Regions from separate parts of the Mus musculus genome. Here region 1 is linked to region 2. A link is a loop called in an ENCODE intact Hi-C map of the cell type or tissue named here. Cell type or tissue: left cerebral cortex. All regions are shown on one strand. Each heading gives the region's core, and the rest is flanking DNA. Links, peaks and the distances in the headings are about the cores only.

Region 1 (10,924 bases), core at 1,465-9,464, 64 kb before region 2:
AGAAGCCACTTACTATAATAGTATTGTCAGAGGCAGTCTTAATTGAGCCTTAATGAGCACAAGCTCAAAGGGAATGTCTGTGACAGTCACTTACATATGAGAGTAGCTGAGGCACTATCAGGAGTGCCTGTCCTGTTTTAAAAGGCTCTTCTCTGAACTATTCATGTGGACACTCAGATCTCTTTCTCTCCCTGGCAAGCCCTCTTACAGGTAAATAACCTCAACCAACAAGGAACATGTGCCAGGCACATACCTTGAAAACTCCCCAAACTCTGTGTATAAATCTAAGCTTATCTCAGCCTAGTCCTACCTATGTCCCTGTGCCTTGTAAATATTGCCTCTCAATCACCCAAAGTAAGAGCTAGCCTTTTCTCCTCACTATCGTGTTCACATGTCCAAGAACAAACCGATCTGAAAGAGAGACCTAACCATTTTATCTCTATACTCCCACACAATATCTACCTCGTCTCTACTAGCAGCAGTGGTGTCTGGCTCTGACCTACACCAACAGTCTCTATCAACTGCCCATAACATCTCATGCCTGTAGCCCAGGTTTTCAGAATTTGAAGGTCCCTCCATCAATCCCCCTGATCTTGGAAGCATCTAAAGTCAACTGACCTTTAAGGCTATTCCCTTTCTGGTTCCCGTCTCTAAGTCTACAATTTCATGAAAACAGAGTGACCTGTTGCATCCCATTGCTCTTTGGTGAAAGGTCAAATCCTAAATCCACTTCCTACCTCTATGTGGCATAGCACTGCACCGACCTCTCTCTGCAGTCTTGGTCCCTTTTGCTCTCTCTGCTATGGACACTGGATCTCCCCTCTAACCTGTCTTGATGTCACTCATCCCCCATCCTGCCCCTCAGGAGTATCTCAACAGAAAGATGAATCTTAGTCTCACTCTGAAAGGAGCTGGCTTCTACCGCTGCCCTCACCTCCACAATCATGCAAAATTACAATATATTGATTACTGGATTTAAAATTAAATAATTTTAAAGAATTATTTATTGGGGGGACTAAGGGGGCAGGATGTCACATGCCTTTAATCCCAGGTCTTGGGAGGCAGAGGCAGGCTGATCTCTGTGAGTTTGAGGCCAGCCTGGCCTACACAGTAAGTTCCAAATTAAAAATATTTATTTTTATTTCCTGTGTAAGTGTTTTGCCTGCATGTGTGCCTGGTGCCTGAAGTCAGAAGAAGGCATGACATCCCCTGGAACTAGAGTCATAAATGATCATGAGCCACCATGTAGGTGCTGGGAACCTAACCCCAGTCCTCTGCAAGAGCAACAAGTACTCTTAACCACTGAGCCAGCTCTCCAGCTCCATTATGGTATTTTTTACTCCCAAACGAAAAGTTAAGTTCTACAAGAATAAAATTACATACAACTTGTTTACCACTGTATCTCGAAGCCTAAAATCACAACACGCTAAACTATTAGACCAACCCCCGAAACACTGGTGCTGAGGTTCCTTGGTTTCTCCATTGTAAAACTTAAGAGTTCATCTTGCCACTGATCTCTGAGTCCCCTAGAAGATCTAACAGAGATCTATTACTTTAACATTCCAAGCTTCTCCCTTACAACTCTCTTCTACTACAGGGGCACTGGCAAAACTCCACCTTCTGGACTCTACCACTATGTCTGCAGCTTTTTTTTTCCATTTGGAATTCTTCTCCCCAACTTCACGCTTGCAAATCCTACTTAACCTCACATGCTCAAATTCAATGTCACCTCCTCCTCCTCCTCCTCCGAGACTTCTCTGCTTACTGCTAGCCAGTCACACACTCTCTGCCCCTTCATTTCCACAGGTTCTCTTATGCCAGGTTCAGGCCTCACTCAGATCAAATGACACTCAAATGGGTGGCTTCTAATGTCACCACTTATCGGAATCCTGGAAGACCGACCACCTGTTTGTATTTTGCTTTTAGCATTTACCACTATCTGAAATTATCCTGCTCATTCCTTTTGCCTAGTTACGTGTTGACTGCCTGTCAGCCCTCACTAGAACATAAGATCAATTGGAGCAAGAATCAATCCTACGCCACGTTCACATTCCCTCACTTTCCCACGTCAAATGGGGAACCCAGTCAACAAATATCTGCCTGAGATATGGATGACACTGTAGGTCTTATAACTTCCCCTTGCTGTGTTCCTAACTTCTTGTGGACCACATCAAACTCTGGATGATGGATCTACCTGTGTGCATTATCCAAAAATTCTCTCACAACAGAAGCAAATAATAGATAAAAGCTAATTAAAAAGTGATCTCTCCAAGAGGTTCTGCCCCAAACCAAGCCAACTGCATGTTGTGGAGAATCTAGGGCTAATAGGATTCTCCTCTCTAGACAACCCCGTTCCAATAGGCCAACAGTGAGGATCCAAAAACTAGTTTCTTCACTTTCCTTGGAACAACAACCAATGGTACTTTTATCCCTGAAATCTTACAACCCAGCCTTACCTTCTATTTTCACCCAACATGTCACTTCCTCGGCTGTACTTCTTCCAGACACACATATCTCCAATCTCTTGGGCTGGTCAAAGGCAAGTGCTGAAGAACTCACTCACTCACCGTTTCCTTGATACCTCATTTATCCTAAATAAGCCCGTTTTCGAGGTGGGCTTTTATACTCTTCAGGACCCACATCTAACCCACAGCAACAAATGCCTCCCGAGTGTTCCCGTTCCTTCTCAATCTTCCACCACAGGCAGACCCGAAGGCCACCAAATGAACATCCCTCCAGGAGGCAAGCCATCATCAAACACAGTGGGGCAAATTCTACCCTCGCGATTTCAAGCCCTGCACCTGCCTTGGGCCTGGAACATCAGGCTGGGCCTGCACTCCCCACCCGCACTCACCTGAAGCGGCCCCCGCAGTGCTGGCATTGCTCGCCCACCCAGCCCGTGGGGCAGACGCACTGGCCGGTGCCAGGGTTGCAGCGGCCGCCGTTGACACACGGCCGGTCACATTCCTTGGCCTCGGCTGCGGCCGAGCCCGACACCGCCGCCGCCACCGCAGCGGCCTCGGCCTCCCGGGGCAGCGGCAGCAGCAGCAGCGAAAAGAGCAGCGGCAGCAGCGGCGGCGGGGGCAGCGCCCGCGACAGCACCCGCGGTAGACACAGCCGGGCGCGCGGTCCCGGCCTCCAGGCCCCTGTCGCGGTGCAGGGTCGGTGCTGCCTGCCCTTCCTGCCCGCAGGCGCTGCTGTCGCCGTCGTGCTCCCCCTCAGCCGCGCCTCAGTCGCCGCCGCCGCCGCCACCGCCACCATCTTCCTGGGGCTGAGCCGGCGCCCAGCGAACACATACACACCCCGCACGCCGGCTCCCCTTCGCCTGGCCGTGCTAGGCGGGGCCGGGCGACGGTGGCCCGGCGGGTCCATATCCAAGGCGGGGCTCCCGCTGTGCGTCGGGCAGGGGCGGGGCTGGCATGCGCGGGGGCGGGACCAGGGCCGTGGTCTTCCGGCGTGCCCAGCATGTAGACCTGCTCAATGCCAGGGTCTTAGCGCGGATGAACATCGCCTAGTCTACGGAGGCTCTTTGCTTTCCGCACCGCGCTACGACGAGTTAGCCAGTACCTCCTTACAGTGGCTGCCTGGCTCTGCTAGACAAGCTGACTGTGGTAAGTGTTACCCTTTGGACGCCTCCAAAGCTCAGCTTATAACCCCAACTCCATTTTGGTGAGAAACCGGACCCAAAAGGCTAATGATGTCGTGTGTTGCTAGCTGAGACCTGAAGAAGTAGTACTTACTGCATTCGCGTTTCTAAACTAGGGATAACAAAATGGCACGTGTGTTAATTAAGCACCTGCATATGAATAGATGTGTAACTGACTGAATGCACACACAGCCAGGCTTTCCTTGATAGCGAGCGGATTGAACCAGTGGCAGACCATGTCTATGTGTACCTTAAATTCTGCAGGAGAAGTTTAGCATTATCTTGTACCCCACGACCTATCCATATTCTCTGAAGAAAGAACAGCCCAGAATTACCGGGAGCGCTCTCAGCTTGCACACCCTTCTTGCTAACGCCAGTGCCTCTCCTACTCCCAATGATACATACTTCCCAATAGCATAACCTTGTATGGGCCACTACCCTGGAATGTACGCTGGACCTTGACTATATTAAACCGATAGAAGGATATGGTAAAGAGATAACGTGTCAGTTCCAGCTCTGATCTTATTTTTTGTTTCTTTTGTTGCTTGGTCTGGTTTGGGAGGTATTTGTTTATTTGTTGTCCTGGGATTCTCCTGCTCTTCCACCTTGGAAAGATTCATACAGAGGTCATATGGAGAGAAAAGGTCCCAGGCAAATGAATCTGGTAAGCTTATAGCTGGAAGAACAGTCACTGAGTGAAGAAGCCATATGGGTTGTTTTAGCCATCTGAGTTGTTCCACTAAAAGAATAGATAGATAGATAGATAGATAGATAGAGATCTATTTAGTTGGCTTACAGGATGCAGTCCAAGTAGTTCAACAATGGCTGTCCCACCCTAGAAAGGTGCTTGATCCACAAGACTGGACTCCACAGTCCCAATTCGGTGCTGGAGTCCTAAAAGATTCCTGGAGATCTCACTGCTGATCCAAAGAAGTCAGTTCTAATATCAGTGAGGTAACGCTGCAGAAACTTGATAGATGACCTTCCCTCCAAGAATAAGAACAAGCAGACAGAAAGCAAAGTTTCTTCTTCTCTGTCCTCTTATCTGCCATGAGAAAGTGCTACACAGATTTAGAATGAGTCTTCCTGCTTCAGGTAATCTGATTAAGACAATTCTTCATGCCCAAGAAATGGTGGCCCACACCTTTAATCCCAGCACTTGAGAGGCAGAGGCAGGTGGATCTCTGTGAGGCCAGCCTGGTCTACAGAGTGAATTCCAGAACAGCCAGGGCTACATAGAGAATCCTAGTCTTAAAAAGAAAAACCAGTTCTTCCCAAGAATGCCTATGTGCTTGTGTTGTTGTTGATCCCAGATACAGTCAAGTTGACAAGCAAGATTTCTCATCAAGTCTACATTATCTAAATAGGAACAAATCTTTCCTGTGTCTCATCCAGTGAGAGGCCCATTGCTCTTTCAAGCAATGTTTCAGCCTGCTTTAGAGAGGCTAATCAGAACTTTGCCTCATAATCTTGGGCTGTGCAGAGTATACTTATGCAGGTACTTGAGAGTTTGGGCACCTGGTCCTGGAAAACAAAGAAAACCTCACATACATGTATGAAACCTCTCTGATTAACCTGGGAGTAGAGAATTGGAGTGCACCCATAGTCAGACACCAGTGTCCAGCGCAGGCCCTGACCTTGCTCACTCTGCATCCCCTGAAGGCCTGGTAGAGCTGAACTGCATACACAGCAGCCTCACCCCAGCTATCCCAGGGCTCCAAACCAGATTCCAGTCTTCACATTTGTTCATTTCTTTGTCTTTTCTCTTTCTCCTCTACTGTGTTCTACATACGGCTGTATATGATGAAAGAAGGAAGCAGGAGACATGGACCTACCATGGTCATGTGGTAGACTACACAGTTACAACGTCTCCTATTGAATCTCACCTATCCCCGTGCCCGCCTCTCCCCCTCTCCCCACGGCCCCCGCTCCTGTTTTACCCTTAGCTCCCTGCTTCTGGCACTGTTTGGAAGCCTGTGGGCTGCGCTGCCTTGGAGCGTGCTCCTGCCTCTGGTTCTCCTTGCTTTCCCTTATTCTGTATTGCTACCATGTAAGCCATCCTCCACTCCATGCGTCTCTCTGCCACAGACAGCTGGGAACTCTGCCACGCCTTCCCTGTGTGAGAGACTGAAATCCTTCTGTTAACAAGAGCCAAAATAGATACTTCTTCCCTTAAGTTGCTTTTGCCAGGGCATTTTGCTCACAGAAGCACAAAAGAGGCTAACACTGTCTCCTGCCATGAAGAGAGGAAGCCTTTCTGGGATTTTCCAGTCTGAGATTCCTGGGTCACACAAAATCTTGACGATTCTTTCCAGCTGTCTCGGAACACTTGCTCTGGGGAAAGCCAGGGGCCATCAAAGAATTCCACTTTTCTGAAATTGCCATACTAGAAGGTAGCTATGCTCCAACCTTTCTAATCTACAGCCACTCAAGACGTCTCACTTGAGTACCAGATAATCAAGTAGCCAAGACAAGGACTCCCTGCCAAACACAAGTTACTAGTATATGAGCAAAATAAGTAAGAGTACTTGTTTAAGCCAGTAATGGGAATGACTGGTTACACAACAAAAAACTAACATATCCTGTAACTCACTTTCAACAAGGACAAGAGGTCTAGTGATGTAGACCCAATTAAGAATTCATCAAGAAAGGGCTGGTGAGACTACTCATGGTGGTACATGACTCCAGTCCCAGCACTGGGGAGGCAGAGGCAGGTGGATCTTTGTGAGGCCAGCCTGGTCTACAGAGTAAGTTCCAGGACAAATCAGAGATACATAATAGACAGATCCTATTTAAAAGATTTTTAATAAAAAAAAAAAAAACAAAAACCAGAAAGGGTTGGCTCAGTGGGTAAAGATGCTTGCCGTGTAAAGCTGGCAACTTAAGTTCAACCCCTGAAACCTGTATAAAGGTAGAAGGAGAGAGCTGACTCCACAACATTGTCTTCAGACCTCCATACTCATCCCATAACATGAGCACACACAGTAATAAATTTAAAACAAACAAAAATACTCACCTAGGGGTAGTAACACATGCTCTTTCAATCCCAGCACTTGGGAGGCAGGGGTAGGTGGATCTCTGAGTTCAAAGCCAGCCTGGCATACAAAGTGAGTTCCTGGCCAGTCAGGGCTATGTAGAAGAAGATCCTGTCTCAAAAGAGAGAAAGAGAAAGGAAGAAAGAGAGAGAGGGAGAGAGAGAGAGAGAGAGAGAGAGAGAGAGAGAGAGAGAGAGAGAGAGAGAGAGAAAGAAAGAAAGAAAGAAAGAAAGAAAAAGAGAAAGAAAGAGAGAAAGAAAAGAAAGAAAGAAAGAAAGAAAGAAAGAAAGAAAGAAAGAAAGAAAGAAAAGGAAGGAGGAAAGGAAGGAAGAGAAAGGAATAAAGAATTCAGTATGATCATAAAATCAAATATACACATAGATAGTAAGCTATGTGTCATGTCTGGTCAGGCCTCTGAAAGTATGTCTTTTGAGCTCTATGAATTAGTTATGTTTAAAATGTCTTGAGAAAAAGCAAGTTGGAGGCTGGAGAGACTGCCCTGAGGTTAAATCTACTTGCAGATGATCCAGATTTAGTTCCCAGCACCCACTTGGTGGTTCATAAATAGCTTCCATTGCTCTAGCTCTGGGGGATCTAGATAATCAGATGAGATCTTCTGATCTTTTCGTGTACCAAATATGCAGATAGTACACACACATACATTCAGGCAAAACACTCGTAAAATGCACCTTAACGGGGGTGGGGGGAAGCATGCTAGGGAATACATGTTTGCTTTGGCTTATAGTTCCAGAAGGGATATAGTCCATCGCAGCAGACAAGGCATGGCAGGAATATAAAGGTGGCCTGGCACATAGGAGACAGAAAGATCAGACTTCATCCATACATAGGTAGCAGAGGGGAATAACAGGAAGTGGGACCAGGCTATGCAACATCAAAGCCTGACCTAAAGACAGCCAGCCTTCACTTCCTAAAGGCTCCATAATCTCCCCCAAACAGTGCCATCAACTGGAGGCCAAGTATTCAAATACCCGAGCCTATGAGGATTTTTCTTTCACACCATAACTCTATAAGCCTTTGTACCCAGAATTTATGCTACCCTTTCTTCACTGGTCCTTCCTCAAGCAGCCATTTCCAGGTCCCAGAAATGTTACTGCCAATGACAAACAAAACCAGCCTTTAACCAGGAATGCTTTATGTCTAAGCTGTAAATAGAAGAATCATTATGAACTGCCTGGTTATGAACCTCCATGCAGGTGCCAGGGAACTGAACCTGGGTCCTGTGAGCCTACTGGGGTCTATAGTGGTTTGAATGAGAATGGCCCCCGCTGGCTCATTGAAGACTTGGTCCTCAGTTGGTGGAACTGTTTGGGATGGGTTAGAAGGTATGGCCTTGTTGAAGAAGGTGTGTCGCTAGGAGTGGGCTCTGAAGTTCCAAAAGCCTATGCCAGGTCCAGTTTCATGCTCTCTCTGCCTCTGCTTGTAGATCCCCATGTAAGCTCTTAGCTACTGCTCCAGTGCTATGCCTGCCTGTCACACTTCCTGTCATGATGATAATAGACTCACCCTCTGAAACTGTAATTAAGCTCCCAATTAAATGCTTTCTTCTGTAAGTTGCTTTGGTCATGATGTTTCTTCACAGCAATAGAACAATAACTAAGACAGGGCCATTCTCATTCAAACTACCACAAGACCTATGAGTAGTGCTTACTCAGATGAGTTAATTAATGCCTCTGCCACCGGGGTTCTTACTCCCATGACACTGGGTTAGTTTCCAGGAGAACTGGTTGTGATACAGTGAGTTCAGCTACCTTGGGTTTCTCTTGCTTCTCTCTGAATAGACTTACTTGCCTGCTTCTTGCCATTGTGGATTAAAACACCACAAGTTTCTCACTACATCATAGTCTTGGGCATCCTTAGATGCCAAATCAACTTTTCCAATTTCAGATATTCTGTTAATGGCAACAAAGAATAGACTAAAACAGTGTCTCCAAAAGTGGAGCCTGAAGCATCATATGAAGAAATGGTTTATTAAGAGAGTGTTATGGGGCTGGAGAGATGGCTCAGTGGGTAAGATCACTGACTGTTCTTTCAAAGGTCATGAGTTCAAATCCCAGCAACCACATGGTGGCTTACAACCATCCTTAGTGAGATCTGACACCCTCTTCTGGTGTGTCTGAAGACAGCTACAGTGTGCTTAGATATAATAATAAATAAATCTTTTTTTAAAAAAAAGAGTGTTATAAGAAACACAGTGAAAGAGGAAGGAAGAAAAATCAGGCCATTAATCATTTCCAACTTTCAGAATTTTGGGTGGAAGAAAAGGTTTTTTACATCTTTGCCATTGGAAAGACATTCCTGGTTTCTCTGGAGATCTTTGTGCTGTGCTCCCAACACCTGCGGCGGCCTTGCTGGCTATAAGATAAGACCTCAGAACCAAAGAGAGAGCATGACTCTTCTTAAAATGAAGGAGTGTATGCTCAAGATGAAACTGAAGTCTACTTAGGTGTGATGAACATGTGTATAAAGCAAAAAAAAAAAAAAAAAAAAAAAAAAAAAAAAAAAGAACTCCGGTACTTCTGGAGGGAAACTAAACAAAGTAAGAGTAATGGCCAGGGGTGGAGGTTGGGGAATCCAGGCCTGTGGTGGTTTGAGTGAGAATGGCCATAGTCACACATTGAATGGTTGGTTCCCAGTTGGTGACGTTTTTTAGGAAGGATTAGGAGGTGTAGCCTTGTTGAAGGAGGTGTGTTACTCAAAGGTGACCTTTGAGGTTTCAAAAGCCCACACCAGGCCCAGTCTCTGTCTCTGCCTGCAACTTTCTGATCAGATGTAAGCTCTTAGGTATTGCTCTGGTCCCATACCTTCCTGTGTGCTACCAGACTCCCTGTCATGATATTCAAGCACTAACCCTCTGAAACTGTAAGCAAGCTCTCTGTTAAATGCTTTCTTTTATAAGCTACTTCAGTCATTGGCATCCTTTCACTGCAAACAGAACAGTAACTAAGATAGGGGCCCATGGACTAAATGTTTAATTCCAAAGCAACCTGCCTGCAAAGGCCACTGGACACAGAATCCGTGTGATCTTATACTGCTCATGGGTTTAAACTCATGAAAATTGTTTTATAAAATAATATATTTTATAAAATAAGAAAGAAAAGAAGTTTTGCATGCACAAGAGCCCACTAGAGTGGCTCGTGGTTACAAATACCCTATACAATATGCCTTTTAAAACTCTGTACTAAAGTATAGCATGAATGCAGAAAAGTAAAACATACATACAACCATGGAACTCCTCAAAGTAAACGTACACAAATAACCAGAACGCAGAGAAGGAATCAGGACACTGTCGGGTCTCCTCTAGCCTGCTCCTGCCACACCACCACAGCCAAGGGGTCACTCTTCCGACTTTGTACAGCATAGATTCGCTTTACTATGTTGTTGGTTTTACTTCGTATAAACAGAACTCTACAGAATGAGTTCTTTTATGTCTTGCTTCTTTCACTAAGAAGTCTATTTGTGATATCCGGCCATATTACTTAAAATAGTAGGCCACTTATTTTCTATCTCATATTCTTTTGTACGAAAAAAAAAATATATAAAATTTTATGACAAATTGTTAACTTATCCTGTTCCTGGGAGACATTTGGGGAGTTTCTAGTTTGAGTCTGGGAATGTGTGTCTGTTTGCTTTTTGCTTTGTCAAGACAAGGTCTTGCTCAGTGGCCCCGGCTTGACCTCACACTTGAGGTGGTTCTCCTCCTCTGTCTCTCAGGGTCTGTATTAGAGGCTTCAGCCCCTGCAGCCAGCTATCACAAAACGTTTTTCTCCCAGTAATGATGATTGAACACAGTACTTTGTACACAGTAGGTGAGTGCCAAGTGTTCACCTGAGCTCCTCAGTCTAGGATTTTAACTCAGGTGTCTCAGTGTCCTAGTGCTGTGAAGAGACACAGTGACCATAGGAACTCCTATAAATGAGACCATTTAACTAGGGAGTTTGCTTCCAGTTTTGGAAGGTTAGTCCATCATCATCATGGTGGGGAGCATAGTGGCATGGAGGTAGGCATGGCTTTATGTCCTGATCCTAAGCAGCAGGCACAGAAACAGAGAGACAGAGACAAACAGACTGGGCCTGTCTGGGTTCAAAGGTGTGGTCTTTTGAACCTCAAAGCCTACCTCTACTGACACACCTCCACCAATGAAGCAGCACCTACTCCAAGAAAGCCACACCCCCTAATCCTTCCCTGGCAGCTCATCCACTGGAGACTGACTATGCGGGTCTGT
Region 2 (10,924 bases), core at 1,150-9,149:
TCACTATATCTCAATTGATATATTACATGATAATAGAGGAAAGAAAACACAAATATCTGCTTGATATATATGTATATATACACAAATATTTTCTTAATGGAATGTTATAGAAATTCTTGTGTCAATTACAATCCTTGGTTTTGCAACTGGTCATGTGACCTCCGTTGATATTTATAGCTACCTTCTTCTACTATTTATTCTGTATTTCTTCTACCCTCAGGAAAAACCTTAGCAGGTTCCAGGTCTTTACCTGAAAGAGTGACGCATATCTTTACCCCTGGAGTGTTCTGACCCTTTGTCATCCTGCCTGGATTGGGTTATTCTAGTTTCCAACTGACTTTAACTATAGGACATGGTAACACCACGAGACACCCTAAAGGACCTCCTGCACTATAATCTTCCTTACCTCCACTGTGAAGAAGCAATCCAATTTCCCCTTGGTAGTTTGGATCAGTCACCCACCCTAACACTGTTATTCCTTTCTTAGTTTTTTGGCTTAAGGGTATCAGAAACCTAAAGTGTCTAGGGGGAAGTCTGAGCTTCCAGATCAGTGGAATGTTTGCTTGTCTCCAGGCAGGACCACTCCGCTGGAACCAGAACTTCTAGGCCAGTAGAACTGAAGGTTGAGGAAACAGGAAGCAGAAAATTCCCTAATGAGTTACTAGGGGTAAGAAGACCATTCCTCTCTCTCCCTCTCCTCTCCCTCTCCCCTCCCCTCCTCTCTCCCTTTTCCCCTCCCTCTCCTCTCCCTCCCCTCTCCCCCTCCCCTCCTCCATCCCCCCCTCTTCCTGAGCCTGTGAATGCTGGCTATAAAAGAAACCTCACTATATATTGGATGTTGATTCAAAGTATATACTGCTTTCTAAAGAACTCTGCCCAGGCACTCAGGGATACTGACAGCTAATTAGCACTGTAATCATGTCTTCAAAAGGTTGCCCTAATTGCTAGTGTAACTGTGTCTTCAAAAGGCCTTTACACCATTCTATCAAGTCAGCCGTTTCAGGATGGTGGGGAACATGATAAGATGAATGGATTCCATGAGCATAGAGCCCACTGTCCCATATCTCTGGCCGTGAAGTGAGTTCCATGGTCAGCAGTGCTGTGTGGAATACCATGGCTGTGGATAAGGCATTCTATAAGTATGTGGATGATGGTGTTCTAGCAGAAGCATTACATGCAGGAACAGCAAATTCACAACTAGAATAAGTATCTATTCCACTAAGGCAAAAGCATTGACTTCCCATAAAGGAAAGTTATCCAAAGTTGACTGACCGAGTAGGTCACTGGCTGGTCACCCAGGGGAACAGTTCCTTATCAGAGGCTAAGTGTTAGTCTTTGCTGCTGGCAGATTTGACACTCAGCAGCAACTGCAGAAGGCCAGCCTTGGTGAGAGCAAATCCGTATTGTTGAGCTCATACATAACTTCCATCTCTCCCATAACACTGTAAAGAAATTGCTGATATGACCACTCCATGATATTGTTAAAGTTTTAATTGTAGATGTGAGAGAACAGTCAGAGGCATCTGGAAGAGTCCAAAGCAGAGAGGAAAAGTAGACTGAATATGACCAAAAGACTGGGCATGACCAGGGTTATCTGTGGGAGAATGAAGAATAGCAGGGAATAGTGAACAGAGAAAATGTAGAATAGTAGGGGCAGTGGGGAAACCTTGTCATTATAAAGAGAACAAATGGGTATCTGGGAGGAAGGAAGCCTGGGCAGATGAGAACGCCTACGATGCTAATGTGCTAGTGTGAACTATGAAATATATAATAGGTACTTGGGAAGCTGAAGGAGCCTGGAGGCAACATGTACTTCGATATCAATTACAGGCATATGCCAATGGAGCCGTAAGTCCCTTCTGCCAGCGGTAAGGAAAATGACTCCTTCCGGCAGATGGGATCTGGTTTCAGAAGTTCTAGAGGACTCCTGCCTTTTATCTCCTAGGAATCCTCCTGTAGTCCAGAGTGAGCTCGTTTCTGGGAATTTGAACTGATGTTTGGGATTCGGGGAGTTGGGCAATGACAGGAATGGCTGGGGAAAGAGGCTGGCTGTCACAGAATGGGTCATCCTAGCTACTTAACTATTGAACTCCTTAGCTGAAGTTACCTTTTGATGAGCATTTACATGGGACACAATTGTTGGGGTGTGGTGTCCTATTTTAATCCCAGCACTTGGGAGGTAGAGGCTGGTGGATCTCTGAATTCCAGGCCAGCCTAATCTACAGAGCAAGTTCCAGGACAGTCAGGGCTACACAGAGAAACCTGTCTCAATGAAAAAAAAAAAAAATCACGCCGGACATGGTGGCACACGCCTTTAATCCCAGCACTCAGGAGGCAGAGGCAGGTGGATTTCTGATTTCGAGGCCAGCCTGGTCTTACAAAGTGAGTTCCAGGACAGCCAGGGCTTTACAGAGAAACTGTGTCTCAAAAAACAAAACAAAACAAAAAAATTCATGAGATATAATTATCTTCAATTTTTTTGTGCATTTGGAGAGAGCTATCCAAATACTTCTCCAGATGCCTTTCTCTTCAGTTTTTCTTTCAACCATGCTCTTTCCACACCCCTATCTAGCTGCTCATTGGCTGCAGACCACAATTCAGTAAACAGTGGCACATCTGGTTACTTCTTCTTATGTTGGGTTCGGGGTAGAAGCTGCGAAAACTCACTTCAGAGACAGAAGCTTAAACATGAAAGCTTTATTCTCTGAGTGCCCAGAGAAGTGGCCAGCTCAGGATGTAAACTTTGTCCTGAAGGGAGACCGTACAATGTTTTTCAAAAATGGGAACATAAATTGAGGGGGGAGCTGAGTGGGGCTGCAGTGTTATCCAGTTGTACTCTGACATTACGGGTTAAGTAAGGGAGTACCCCTTGGAGACTGGGCTGTATCCAGGGCACCTGGCTTCAAGGTTCTTAATTCATTTTCCTAGACGTTAGGTCTGGAGCTCAGAGTGGTAAGAGGACAAAGGAGTGGGTCAGCTGCGTGTAGTTAATTAGGGCATAACAGACAACTGGTTATGTGTTTTTCCAACTTATGCACCTTGGTTCAGATAACAGCGATTTCTATATTCTATATTCAGTTAAGAGACAATTAAGAAGACATTTGGAGAGAAGTGGGGTGCGTGTGTGTTCCTAAGCCTGGGAACATGAACTTGTTACACCTGGCCAATAAGATCAGTTTTCAATCAGTTTTGCAGACACAGCTTTTTTTTTTCCAGGAATTCTCATTTACACTATTTCTCTCCAATAGCACATGAAAAAATGACCATAAGGAAACTACAGCCTCATATCCAGTAAGATGACTACGATCCAAAGATAGATATTAAATGTTTGGAAACGCGTGGAACAATTGGGACTCTCTCACCTAGGTAATGTGAATATAAATGGTGCAGCTTTTTTGGAAAACAAAAAGATGCCTCAAATTATTAAACACAGACTTTCAGTATAATCAAGCAGTACACTTCTAGGAGTATACTACATATACAGGAGAATTAAAAACATGTCTACACAAAAACTTTCGGTATTTGGTCATATTGGCATTAAGCTAAGGCACAGAAAGTGTGGAAAAAAGCTTCTATATTCATTAACTGATAAATGAATACAAAAGATGTGATATCTGCATACCACGACATTGGCCAAGCAACCAAAGGCACACAATTTTGTTCTGTGCTACAAATTGTAGTAGCCTTCCATCTGGACATGATGATGCAGGCCTGTAATCTCAGAATTTAGGAGGTTGAAGCAAGAGTTCAAGGGTTCAAGTTCAGGGGTTCAAGGTCAGCCTAGGCTACATAAAACATACCAAATGGAGGAGGAAGGAAGAAGGTGAATATCACATTTGCTTGTAGAGAAAAGATGTATTCTCAAAGCTGATTAACAGAGCTGGAGATGTATATAATGACTGGGTGCGTAAAAGCTCGAGGTGTTTCAATAAATTGACTGTTTAGCAATTTACAGTCTCCTGGCTGTTAACAGTGGTCTACAGAACAAAGCAGCTAAGAAAGGCTCTTTCATTCGGAAGCCTGGTCATTGCGCTGCTGATTGGGCTGCTGTCAATGATTAGCTGGGTTTCAGAAGCTGTTGATAACTGGCTGATTTGGAAGCCCCTGAAGAGAGGCTGTCTCTGATTGGCTGATTTTCAGATACTGTGTTGGTTACCTCTAAACAATGGTTACACATTCACGAGTTGGGTCTGAAGGCAAAATTTTATTTTCCTTTAAGTATAAAAATAAGCATTTTAGTTCCTTCTCTTTTTCAAACCTGCAAGAGATACCTTGGGGATTGTTAAAATCTTTATGAGTGGAAGAAGGATTTTTTTCAGCCAGTACTATTTATAAATAATTCAAAGGCTGATCATTGTAGCAGGGAAACTAGTCTTGTGGTGTTATAATTTACCATGAAAAGATGAATTTAGGACACGTAGGACATCTTGACAAGGTCGATATGTGATGCTAAAGTAGACCTTGTATATAGTAAGCAACTCTCCACTTTATGCAGGAAGGAACTTGGGCTCTGAGATTTTTTCTGGCCCACCGACCCACAGCTGGAAACAATTCTATCCAGACTCTGAACTGCAAAGGCAGGCGTCTCCTGGGATACTGTGAGCACACTGATGCCAGTGCTCTCAACAGGCCGCATCGCTAAGGGGCCGAACGTTCCAAGGATGGATAGGCAACTGATGTGAAACAGATAACTGTAGCCAGGCAGCGGTCCAGGACACCTAGAGATAAAGCCAAATACAGACCAGAAGAAGCCTAGCCCGGCCCTCGCGGGAGCGAGACCCCGCCCCGGGCGCGTCCGCGAGCGTGGCTGTAGCTCCCGCAGAACCCTCACCGCACTGAGAGACCTTAGGGCCCGGAGGTGTGGTGTCCCGGAGCCTGCGCCTGGCGGCCCGCACCCCAAGTCCGTCTGGCTCCTCCGCAGCACGGTGCGGCGCTGGGCCGGACTCACACTGACGCCCCCGCTGCGCGCGCTCCCGCCCCGCCCCCGCGTGCCCGCGCGCGCCGACCCCGCCCCCTTGGCGCACCCTCGCTCCGCCCTGCCGCTGGCCCGCAGCGGTGCCGGCCCCAGCGACCCTCCGCGGCCCCCAGGTCCTACGCCGCCAGCCTCCATGGACTCGTTCGACCCCCAGCAGCTGGGGCTGTCCCCCGCGCGCTTCGCTGGCACCTTTGGCAGTGGGGCGGCCTCCGTCAGGTATGCCGCGTCGAGACAGCCGAGGGTGGCCCGGGATGCGCCTTGGGGCGGCTACGCCTCGGGCGGCAGGGCGTGGTCTGATATGGCTTCCTTGCGGAGGATTGTTTCAAACGGCTCTGAGAAGAACGTTTGCCCAGGGACAGGCGGCCTTCTGGAGGGACCCTGCTATGTCTGTAGCTCGACAACCCACTGCGGTTTCCGGGAAGACCCCATTGTGACATCCCCACCCCATGGACCGGTTTTCCCTTAAACCTTCCCCACCGACAGCCCACCGCTAGAGGCCCTGTGTTCACGCGAGTGGAGCTCCCGAAACTGCCGCGTAAACCCCTTTGCTCCTAGGTGTCCAGACCCTTTGCCCCAGACTGCCGCTCGATTATAGAGTTTCCAGTCCCCTGCGTGTACAGGGAACTCCGCTCACCTGTCCCTGGCCACTGCATCCAACCCCTTTCCCTTGGGGAGCACCTGTTTCAGGGGCTTGAAGGTCATTGGGGGCGCAGGAAGAAAAAGGAAACTGGATGGAGAGGGAAAAGGAGGCTCGGAACCCCCCAGAGCGGCTGACACTAGGTTCGTGATAAGGAGTGCGGGTGGACTGGAAGGGGAGTTGATATTAGGGAGTGCTGCCCTGCCCTTTTCCATACAGAAGATCTGTTTCCAATTTCTGCTCTCTGTCTTTGGGGCTGACCTTGATAGCCGTCCGGGCTTTGTTTGTGAAGGAGCTAGTATGCGGCTGCCAGAGAAACGCGGAGGTTGGAGTGGTGGAGGTGTTGCAGTAGGAGCCTATAAGAAAGGGAAGGGAGGAGTCATTGGGGTTTGGGTACTGCTAACCTGTCATTAAACCAGAAGAGGCCTTTTTTGTTTGCTTACTTGCAGCCATTTGGCAAAGCAATATGCTATTGTTCCCTTGAGTGGGGGTTGTCAACTAATATTAGAATAGCTTATCCTATTTTCTGTCTTTTTTTTTTTTTTTAATTGAGACCGGGTCTCACTGTAGACCAGGCTGACCTTGAACCCGAAAAGATCCACCTGCCTCTGCCTCCTGAATGCTGAGTCTGTGCCACCGTGTCTGGCCGGCTTTTTCTGTGTTCTTGATTGAGTGTTGTATTGTGTTCTCTCTCTCTCTCTCTCTCTCTCTCCTCTCTCATGTCTGTCTCTCTCTTCTCTCTCTCTCTGTCTGTGTGTGTGTGTTTCTTTCTAGTATTGAGGGTCAAATCCCAATACATTGCTTTTGCTGGACAAGTGCTATAGCACATCTAGCCTTGTGTTTTGTAGAGTTTTGTTGTCTTTTATCAAAACTATGAAGAATGAAAATGACTTTTTTTTTCCTAAGACAGAGACTCACTTTGTAGGCCTGACTGGTTTTGAACTCACAGATCCACTTGCTTCTCAGTGCTGGGATTAAAGATATGAGCCACTTTGCTTGGCTTCTTTTTTATTTTTAAATTGTGTCTGTGTTTGTGTGTGTAGATGCATGTATTGTGTGTGTGTATGTGTTTTATGTGTGTGTATTGTGTGTGTATATATGTAGTGTGTATGTATATGTGAGAGAGAGAGACTCACTGTGCTTGCCACTGGGAGTATGAAGGTCAGAGGACACCTTGCCAGGAGTCTTTTCTTCCCTTTCTCCTATGTGGGTCACCAGGATTGGACTCAGCCAGGTCTCTTGGCAGCCAAGTGCCTTTACCCACTGAGCCATTCTGCAGGCCCCAAAACTAATTCTCATTCTTCATTTCTCAGGACTCCTTCATATACTCTGGCAATGTGTTTATTGAATGACTAAGCCGTGAAGGAAGAAAAGCAATGAGATAGTAATGAAACAATGCATCTGGGAGACCTGGTTTGCTTCTACTTTGACACTGTGTGGATTTCTCTGCCCCCAACAGGAATTCTTTCTGGGGTTTACAGTTTGTAGTGTGTAGCTGCTCATGGGAACAGTCTCCATCCTTTCTCAATCCTTCGGCCAGAGAGGATCACTGAAAGTATTTCAGCTTTGTATGAAATTTAAACAGGATGCATTAGAACTTTGAGCAGCCTGGCGATAAACCTCTCTGGAGGGATGTGTGTGTCTGCCTGTCTGCCTGTGTGTGTGTGTCCGGTGCCACATTTGTTTGATGTGGTGCTGGGGATGGAACCCAGAGCCGTGAACATGGTAACCAAATGCTCTGCCTCTGAACTGTATCCCCATCATAAGCTCGGGAATCTATTTAAATTTTAAAAAGAATTGTATTTTAAAGTAGTTCATTTTAGATTATTTCTGTGAGCGTACTGTGTATAAGGAAAGCCCAGGTGAATGCAGATTCCCAGTGGGTCCAGAAGAGGGCGTCAGATTCTCTAGAACTGGAGTTACAGGCAGTTGTGGGTCCCCTGACATGGGTGCTGGGACCTGATCTCAGGTCCTCTACAAGAGGGTACATGCTCTTAACTGCTGGGCCATCTCCACATTTTTATTTGTTTAACCAAAAGTATGTGTATGTATGTGTCTGTGTGTGTGTGTGTGTCCCAGAGCACATGTAACAGTCAGAGGATAACTTTATTCTTTCATCTTTCTTTTCCTTCCATCATGTGTGAATGTTTGCCTCAGGGATCCAATTCATGCCATCAGTCTTGGTGACAAACTCCTTTACCCACTGAGCTATTTTGCCAACCCTTGCTTTGAATACTTTGAGCCTTGGATGTGGAGAAGCAACTTTATCATAAAAATGCATCCCCAGAATACTACCTGCCATCTCTGTCTCTGTCTCTCTGTCACTGTCTCTGTCAGTCTGTCTGTCTGTCTTGCTATGGAGCCCTGGCTGGCCTGGAACGTGCTGTGTTGTCTGAGCTCACCTTGAACTTGTGGTGATTTCCCTGCCTCTGTCTCCAGAATGGTGGGATTACAGCAGTATATTACCACATCTGGCTTACTTATTTGATTTTAATTTTTTTTAATTATTTATTATTAGCAGGTTTGTGTGTGTGTGTGTGTGTGTTAAGGGAGAGATGCAGACATGTTGGCCCCAAGGCATGTGTGTAGAGGTCAAGAGGGTAATTTCCATGATCTGATTCCCCTTCCGAAGTGAGTCTGGCAATCGAGCTTGGTCATCAGGCTTGCACATAAAGCACTTTTACACACTGAGCCATCGCTCTGCCTCTTTATTTTCTTTTGTTTTCTCTTTCTCCCTCTTTTTTTCCTTTGATTTTTTAAAATTTATTTTTATTTATTTATTTATTTGGAGACAGGTTTCTCATCCATGGCCTAGAAGACCAGACTGGCCTTGAACTCAGAGATCTGTCTGCCTCTGCCTCCACATTGCTGAGAGCTCTTTACTTTCTTTTTTTTTTTTTTTTTTTTTTAAAGATTTACTTATTTATTATATGTAAGTACACTGTAGCTGTCTTCAGACACTCCAGAAGAGGACGTCAGATCTTGTTACAGATGGTTGTGAACCACCATGTGGTTGCTGGGATTTGAACTCTGGACCTTCGGAAGAGCAGTCGGGTGCTCTTACCCACTGAGCCATCTCACCAGCCCGCTCTTTACTTTCTTAAAGAATGTTAAGAAGATATATATAGGGCTCGGGGATCTGGTGTCCTCTTCTGGCACCAGCAAACATGCAATATACACTCACACAGATAAACATGCAGACATACATACATTTAAAAAAATTAGCGGGGCAGTGGTGGCGAACGCCTTTAATCCCAGCACTTGGGAGGCAGAGGCAGGTAGATTTCTGAGTTCGAGGCCAACCTGGTCTACAGAGTGAGTTCCAGGACAGCCATGACTGCACAGAGAAACCCTGTCTCGAAAAACCAAAAAACAAACAAACAAAAAAAATCACCAGGTGGTGGTGGCTCATTCTTTTAATCCCTGCACTGGGGAGGCAGGCAGATCTCTGTGAGTTTGAGGCCAGCCTGGTCTATAGAGTAAATTCTAGGACAGCCAGGGCTACACAGCGAAACCCTGTCTCAAGAAAAAGAAGCATGTTGGCTGACTTTATTAGCCATAACTAAACTCTGAACTTTGCATAAAGTGGTTTGGCTGAAACTTGCCTTAGTACACAGTGGTTTAACAGTAGGCCTTTGATAAAGGAATTTTGGTGAAGGGTCACCTCATTTCTCTACCTCCCTGTGGTTGAACATGCTTTTCTTACCTATTAAAGTCTTGCCTTCTTATGTCCCTAGTGCTTTTGAAATAAATCTGTTTTTCAGACTGGCTTTGAACTTGATTGATCCTCCTGCCTTGTGCTGCCAAGGGCTGAGGTTTCAAGCCCTGACACCATGCCTGCTGCCCTCGCTGCTCCTGCCTTGCATTTTTTTTTTTTTTTTTGACATTTTGAGGGTTCCTACCAGGGTAGGGTTCAGCTCTTCCTCTCAGCTACACTAGGTCTCTGTGCTCTCTCACTCCTGACTGATGAAAGAGGCAGGCTTAACTAGTGAAGAAGTCATGTTCCTGGAGACCATAGTTAGTACTTGGAAATGCATGGTCCTCTTCTGAAGGAGTACATTCTCACAGATGGAAAATAGAGATCAGAAGTGAAAATATTATTGATCAGAATTAGAGGCTTCTTTCTAAGGTATGGCCATAATCATGCTATCAGATAATTTTGGTGTCTGTCCCCCAAGAATGTAGAATTAAAGTTGCTTTTCCCCTTTTAAGTTGACTTGTAAGTTGCACTTGGTTAATAAAATGTACATAAGAATAGTGCTGTAGTCCTTTGTGGTAAAAGCTTCAACCATGAATTTGTTATTCTCTTTCCTTCTGCTATGGTGGCTGTTGTTGTTCCAAATCACTCTGGAACCCGGGATGAGCATGAGAAAGAAGTAAAATGTCACTGGGTTTTAGAATAGAATAAAATATTTTTATTTGAATTTTTAATTAGATTTTTCATTTTACTTTGTGTCTGGATGTTTTGCCTGCATCTATGTATGTCCATGTACAGTGTGCATGCATGTATGTCCAAGTACAGTTTGCATGCATGCACAGTGGCTGCAAAGGTCAGAAGGGCATCGAATCTCCTGGAACTGGAGTTGCAGAGGGTTGTAAACTACCCTGTGGGTGCTGAGAATCAAACCCAGGTCCTCTCAAGCATGTCTAGTGTTCTTTACTGCTGACCCACCTGAATAAAAAATTCTGGTCTCAAATGATGGGCCACTCCTTTAGTCCCAGCATTTGGGAGGTGGAAGCAGGCACATTTCTCATGAGTTTGGGGCCAGGGTGGTCTTCATTGCATGTTTCAGACCAGCTAGGGCTGCATAGTGAGGCCTTGTCTCAAAAAATTTTTTTTCATTATGATTTATTTATTTCATGTATGTGAGTACACTGTCACTGTCTTCAGACACACCAGAAGAGGGCATCAGATCCCATTACAGATGGTTGTGAGCCACCATGTGGTTGCTGGGAATTGAACTCAGGACCTCTGGAAGAGCAGTCAGTACTCTTAACCACTGAGCCATCTCTCCTGCCCCATAATTTTGTTTTTAAATTATGTGTGTGTGTGTGTGTGTGTGTGTGTGTGTGTGTGTGTGTGTGTGTGTGTGTGTATGAGAGGGAGAGAGAGAGAGGGAGAGAGAGAGAGAGAGAGAGAGAGAGAGAGAGAGAGAGAGAGAGGATTGATTCAATTTGCCTGGAGTAAGTTCTCTCCTACCATGTGAATCCCTGGAATTGAATTCAGGGTAACGTGTTTAACAGCAAACACCTTTACCTGCTTAGCCATCTTTCTGGCCCTAGAACTTTTTCCTTAACCAAAGTATAACCTA

Evidence for each region. A loop is a pair of places that touch in the nucleus more often than their neighbours do. Peaks named below come from ENCODE experiments on the same cell type or tissue, not always from the same donor. Only the 100,000 strongest peaks of a DNase experiment are listed, where the experiment ranks them.
Region 1: a loop joins it to region 2, with 2.5 times the contacts of the local background. A loop is called at or near these places in 14 of 42 quality-filtered maps.

The regions. Positions count from the first base shown.
Region 1 is chr2:130,898,898-130,909,821 of GRCm38, reverse strand. Atrn (attractin) reads right to left here and starts at 3,327. Exons shown (of 29, transcript NM_009730.3): 1 at 2,855-3,327. The coding sequence starts at 3,261. A730017L22Rik (RIKEN cDNA A730017L22 gene) reads left to right here and starts at 3,426. Exons shown (of 3, transcript NR_015523.2): 1 at 3,426-3,611. In left cerebral cortex, for the core only: no CTCF peak of the experiment used is centred there; DNase peaks (open chromatin) are centred at 2,883, 3,374 and 5,656; H3K4me3 peaks cover 2,445 bases; H3K27ac peaks cover 1,167 bases.
Region 2 is chr2:130,834,231-130,845,154 of GRCm38, reverse strand. It overlaps 4930402H24Rik (RIKEN cDNA 4930402H24 gene), which reads left to right and starts at 5,010. Exons shown (of 37, transcript NM_029432.2): 1 at 5,010-5,191. The coding sequence starts at 5,109. In left cerebral cortex, for the core only: CTCF peaks have their summits at 5,471 and 7,481 (motif pointing right); DNase peaks (open chromatin) are centred at 5,266, 5,920, 6,201, 6,865 and 3 more places; H3K4me3 peaks cover 3,538 bases; H3K27ac peaks cover 3,596 bases.